Linked DNA regions of Homo sapiens: region 2 is linked to region 1. Evidence: read pairs that join two places in POLR2A ChIA-PET (ENCODE). Cell type or tissue: OCI-LY7. All regions are shown on one strand. Each heading gives the region's core, and the rest is flanking DNA. Links, peaks and the distances in the headings are about the cores only. Region 1 overlaps CORO2B (coronin 2B). Region 2 has its middle 13 kb from the start of ANP32A.

The links. Peaks named below come from ENCODE experiments on the same cell type or tissue, not always from the same donor. Only the 100,000 strongest peaks of a DNase experiment are listed, where the experiment ranks them.
Region 2: POLR2A ChIA-PET joins it to region 1 with 13 read pairs; 3 of 35 experiments call an interaction of 5 or more read pairs at or near these places.

The regions. Positions count from the first base shown.
Region 1 is chr15:68,633,042-68,635,951 of GRCh38, forward strand. The region is part of intron 1 of CORO2B (coronin 2B); the gene reads left to right. Among named protein-coding and RNA genes, the nearest start is that of CORO2B, 56 kb to the left of the region's middle. In OCI-LY7, for the core only: a CTCF peak has its summit at 2,299; DNase peaks (open chromatin) are centred at 710, 1,240, 1,680 and 2,300; H3K4me3 peaks cover 2,500 bases; H3K27ac peaks cover 2,500 bases.
Region 2 is chr15:68,832,939-68,835,848 of GRCh38, forward strand. It overlaps the pseudogene LOC390600. Among named protein-coding and RNA genes, the nearest start is that of ANP32A, 13 kb to the left of the region's middle. In OCI-LY7, for the core only: no CTCF peak of the experiment used is centred there; a DNase peak (open chromatin) is centred at 1,263; H3K4me3 peaks cover 1,409 bases; H3K27ac peaks cover 2,415 bases.

The sequences.
Region 1 (2,910 bases), core at 165-2,664:
GCCTCTGCCACCAACTAGTGGTGCAATGTAGCCCACATTTAAACCCTTCAAGGGGAGGAGCTGGTTGGTTTAGCTGTCACCATTGAGTGTGGGTCACTTCTATGGAGCAGAGCTGTGTGCTGGACAGTCATGCAGAATGCTACATGACCACCTAGAATGAGGCGGCCTCCCTTGTGAACTGGGGGAACAGAGGGCATTGTAGGGGAACTGTTGGCCACAGATCCCAGCAAGACTCCTCTTTCCTTGCTGGGTCCTAAATTAACTACTGGATTCTTTTTACAAGGCAGGGAGTGAGAGGTGGAGAACATCATGAGACAGTTATCACGGATGTTTTCAAACAAAAACCCATTGATTTCCTCAGTACCATTAAGTTTAATTTAAAAAAAAAGTTTCTGCTCTAGTTTCTAGACCCTCAGCTGGTGAGGCCCCTTGAATTGTTTCCAAAGTCCAAGAGGAAATGGTTACTCCAACATACACACACACACACACACACACACACACACACTCACTCCTTGGGGACAGCACAGGGTGGACAGTGCAAAGAATTTATCTCCAAGTAAGCTCTGTGCATGAGGCCTGGTATCTATTTCTTTATGGGCAAGTTGATTTACTATCCTTTTTTATACCCAAAATGATTAGCAGCAATATAAAGAACTTCAACTTCTCCTTTCTCACATTTGGGGCACTGAGAGATGGGCTTCCTTTTACTCTAACAGAGATACTACAACGGAGCCGGCAGATCGTCCTTCTCTTCCATGCCATCCCCTGGCTGTAATGTAGATAGATTATCTCTTGGGAAGGGGAAGGCCCATCACCAGTTACCACATTCCCCTGGGGACAGTTTATCAGTCCATCTTTTTCTGCATTGCCAGGTGACAGGGAGCAACGTCTTGGTCTGTGGGCCAGGGGCCAGGCCAGGCACTCTGAACACGGGATCCCGGTTATCCTGAGAGTCGGTCAGGGCATGTCACAGGCAGGGAGCCTCGGCAGTGGCAGCTATGCCTGGCATCTCCCCGGCTCAGCCTTTGGCCTGGACTATGAAACAGCCTTTTAAAAAAGTTGCTCAGCCTCACCTACCAAGAAGCCGGAGGCCATGAAGGAGGGGGTGAGGAGTAGGACCTGCTGTGGACAGAGAATAGGGCTGAAAACCAGAAGTCCTGGGTTTAACTCCACCAGCCCTTATTGAGCACTTGGTGTTTGCATGATCTTGTGCATGACAGTCTAGAAATGCAGAAGAAAGCCCTCGAGGGATGCATTAGGCCCAGCTCTTTTACTCACTCGCTGGCCGGCAGGGTGGTTGTCAGGGGCAAACCCAAAGCACTTTTGAAGGTGCAGATTGACTGATAAAATAATCTTTGTTGAGCAGTCACAGTTAGCAAAGCATGTTCACACACAGTATTATTTCACTGGATCCTCATAACTATCCTAGGAAAAATATGAATTATATCCATTTTTCTGATGGAGGAACTGGGAGGTAAAGGGACAGATGCAAAGTCACAGAGCTGAAGTTTCAGAGGGCCCAGTGCTCCTTGCAATGCCACTCAGGGACCAAAGTCTGGTTCCGGGACCAATAGCTTCAGCATCACCTGGCAACGTGTTAGGGATGCAGATTCTCGGGCCCCACCCTCGACTTCCTGAATCAGAAACTGTGGGCCTCAGCAATCTATGTTTTCACAAGCCCACCGGGTAATTGTGATGCACCTGCAAGTTTGAGAAGCACTGAGCTGGAGAGTGATACCCAACTGAATCATCTATGTGAACCACCTGGACCACCACCGTGTTCAACCATAGATTCTCATTTGAGTCAAGGGTGGGGCCTGGGATTCTCCATTTCTAACCAGCTCCCAGGTAATGCCAGTGCTATTGGTCCACAGGCAGTCCATTGAACAGCAAAGATCCCAAACAGGAAGCACCTGGTGGGCTTGGTTAAAATGCACATTTCCTAGCTCATTCCCACAGTGTGTGATTCTGCAGGCTGGAAGTGGGGCCCGGGAGCCTGCATTTCCACAAACACTTCAGGTGATTCTGAGGCAGATGACCTGGGGCTCGCACTCCAAGGATCTGTTCCCCAGAGCTCGAGCTTGCAGACCATCCACCCTGGCCTCATTTTCAAAGGTTTTCCACCTTCACTCCTCTCCCCACTGGTCTTGAACCACCCATTTGATCCCCTGCCAGACTTTGGGCTAAGGGGGTGCAAGTTGGAGGCCATCTCTGAGCCAGCAGGGCCCTCAGTTCCTCAAAATAGGTCAGGAGTCTGGCACAGACCAGCCTCAGTGGCTGCAAATAGAAACCATCTGTTGGGCCTGTGTTTTGAGCTCCACCGCCCCTCTCTGCCTGGCCAGAGAAACACAGAACTCAGAAGCCCAGTGGAGCATGGATGCTTCCCTGAGTGGGTGCTATTCTGCCACCGCCTGCCCAGACAGACTCCCATGGGATCTGCCTGCAGGGGAGGGGTGGCAGCACCAGATTCTACCACCCCCAGGGCAGGAAGCTTGCAGTGTGGACCGGTCATCCAGAGACAAGTCACTCCTCCTCTCTGGGTCTATGAAATGAGAGGCTGGATTTAGTGGACCTGTGAGTCCCTTTCTGCTCTGACAGGATACGGTTCCTTGAAAGCCTTTTTGTGTCAGGACCACATGGAGGAAAAGTTGGGCCCAGAGGAGGCAGACATTTCATTTTCCTGGCTCTCTGTGCAGAGTGAATATTGTGGGATCTGGTCCTGCAAATAGGGGGATGGACAAGGTTTGTGATCTGGAGCTCCAACGGGACTCTTGTAGGCCTTGAGGCAAAGAGTTGGGTTGCTCTTCCTTGTCTCTGCCCTCCTATTCCTTCCCTCACTCGTATATTTATCAAGATGATGTTAAGCCCAGTGGTAAGCCTGGAAAAATAAGGAGGAATGAGGTGCAGTCC
Region 2 (2,910 bases), core at 237-2,736, 200 kb after region 1:
TAAACCTTCGTGGATGTCTAGGTATTCATGGAGACTCTAGAAAGCCCACATCCTAGGATTATGGACCATGAATGACCAGTGTTACACAGTAGGAGTGAGGGCTACATTTATTTATTTATTATTTATCTATTTTTTAAATGTAATACTGTTTATTTAACTTCAAAAACATTTCAACATTCTAAGCAAAAAATAACAAAACAGCAAATTGTGTTTAAGTACAGAAGGTTCTTGAACTTTCATTGATACAGTGGCTCTTCGCTTTGCTGACAATGAAGAGTTCTACAGTTTGTTTAAAAACAAACAGTTGAAAAACTACCCCACTTAATTAAAACAAAACAAAACGAAACAAGAAAACTTCTCATGCCAGCTGATCCCCCATTGTCCACGGCTAAGATGGCAGCAGAATGCTGTCATTATATACAGAAACAAGACAACCTGAAGCTAAATGGATGCCACTGCAGAGTCAACAGGCCCAGCCTCACAGTGCAGGTTCTGAGCTATCGCCCCTCCAAAAGGCATCTTCTCCACAGCCTCGATGCCAAGCAAGGAGCATCCGAGTTCGTCTCGTTTGTTTTGTTCTTTTTACAAATATATATATATATATACACACACACACACACACAATTGATAACTTAGAATTTCTAGCCAATAACCATATAGTTAATACCACCTTACCAAAAAAAAAAAAAAAAAAACAGAAACATCTTTAGATGCCTTGTCACACACCAATAGCAAAGTGCACAGAGGGAGGAGAACACGAGAGTGCCTTTTCATTTTGAAAATGTTTGTGTGGGGTCGACGGCTGAGGAGAAGCTGGGAGCGAGCCCAGGCGGCAGTTTTTAGGTCCATCAGCACTGCACTGCAGGAATGGCAGATTTTGGGATCTCTGCTGGCCAGTTTGTGGCAGTGGTCTGGGATAAGTCATCCCCAGTGCAGGCTCTGAAAGATCTGGTGGATAAGCTTCAAGTGTTAACTGGCAATGAGGGCCGCGTGTCTGTGGAAAACAACCAGCTGTTGCAGTCTGCCCACAAATAATCCAGCTTTGACATTATTTTGTTGGGTTTAGTCCTGGGAAGCACCACTCTACTGAGTGCTGAGATTTTGGCTGAAATTGCCCGGATCCTTCGGCCTAGTGGATGTCTTTTTCTGAAAGAACCAGTAGATCCAGCTGTAGATAACAACAGCAAAGCGAAGACAGCAAGCTGTGTTCAGCCCTGACTGCTTCCGGTCTTGTGGAAGTGAAAGAGCTGCCATGGGAGCCCTTAAGCCCTGAGGAGGTACAGTCTGTTCAAGAACACCTGGGTCATGAAAGTGACAGCCTGCTCTTTGTTCAGATCACAAGCAAAAAAAAAAAAACAAAAAACAACTTTGAAGTGAGTTCTTCTAGTCAGCTTAAGCTTTCCATCACCAAGAAGTCATCTCCTTCAGTGAAGCCTGCTGGGTACCCTGCTGCTGCCAAGCTGTGGACCCTCTCAGCCAATGATATGGAGGATGACAGCATGGATCTCATTGACTCAGAGGAGCTGCTGGATCCAGAAGATTTGAAGAAGCCAGATCCGACTTCCCTGCAGGCTGCTCCTTGTGGGGAAGGGAAAAAGAGGAAGACCTGCCAGAGCTGCACCCGTGGCCTTGCCGAAGAACTGGAAAAAGAGAAGTCAAGGGAGCAGATGAGCTCCCAACCCAAGTCAGCTTGTGGAAACTGCTATCTGGGCAATAGTTTCCACTGTGCCAGCTGCCCCTACCTTGGGATACCAGCCTTCAAACCTGGGGAAAAGGTGCTTCTGAGCAATAGCAGTCTTTACCATGCCTAGGAGGGACCCGACATGGGACACATCTGCTCCTTTGGCCAACTCCTGTTCCTCAAATCCCACCACGGTGCTCCTCCCACCTCCTCTGGATTTCTTCTCTCTGAGATCCATTTGCAAAGTGGGTGCTTAGCAGACAGATTGAAGCTGGCTGGGGGGGGCACAGTGGTGTGTAGTGTATATCAAAAGACCAAGGTATTATGGGGCCCCATTACCCAGAATGGGATGGGTTTCTTCACCTCATGTTAAGAGAAGGGAGTATGTCCTGAAGAAGCCCTTCTCCTCATGTTAAAATGCTGACCAAAACACTCTTGAGCCCAGGCATCCTTGAGCATCAACACTCTGTGACAAAGCTCCAGGCCCTGGCCCCTAGTCTAATCTCAGCAATGCTGCCAGCTACTTGTCTTTCAGAGTTGTTAGTTTACTCCATACTTCGTGACACGGTCAAGTGTCTCATGACCTCAGGGTACCAGAGGAGTCATTCACTGGTTGGCGTGATGATATCCAGTGTCCCTCTGCCCCCTTCTACCCCCAGCCCCATTTTACTGTAGCATTGCATCTGTGTCCTGTTGCCATTTCTGTTAACCTTCAGGTATTAAACTTGCTGCATATCTTGAAAATAAATAAAATAAAAATGTTTGGAAATATGTACAAATTTGATACAGTTTCAGGGTTCTCTGGACACCCATGGCCACTTCATGTAAACCACTGACAATTTCTAGAGCACTTTGAGAGGCTACAATATGATCATGATCAAATTTTATAATTCTCAGATAAAAGATGTGTCAATTATGTCATATGAGGGCTAAATTTAAATAGACACTTGCTGCTAGAACAAGATTCAACATTCAGAAGAATATAATCTAGAGCCCATCCACTGTATTAATCACTATATACAGCATACAAAAAAAAGTCACTGAACATGCAACAAAAAAAGAAAAAGGAAGAAACAACCAATCAGGAGATAAAATAGTAAAAGAAGCAGACCCAGAGATGATTCAGATACAAGAGTTAGTGGACAAGGATTTCAAAATAATGATCATGAGTATGTTTTAAAAAATTGGAAAGATGGATAACATGGATGAAAAAGTACTTTAACCGATCA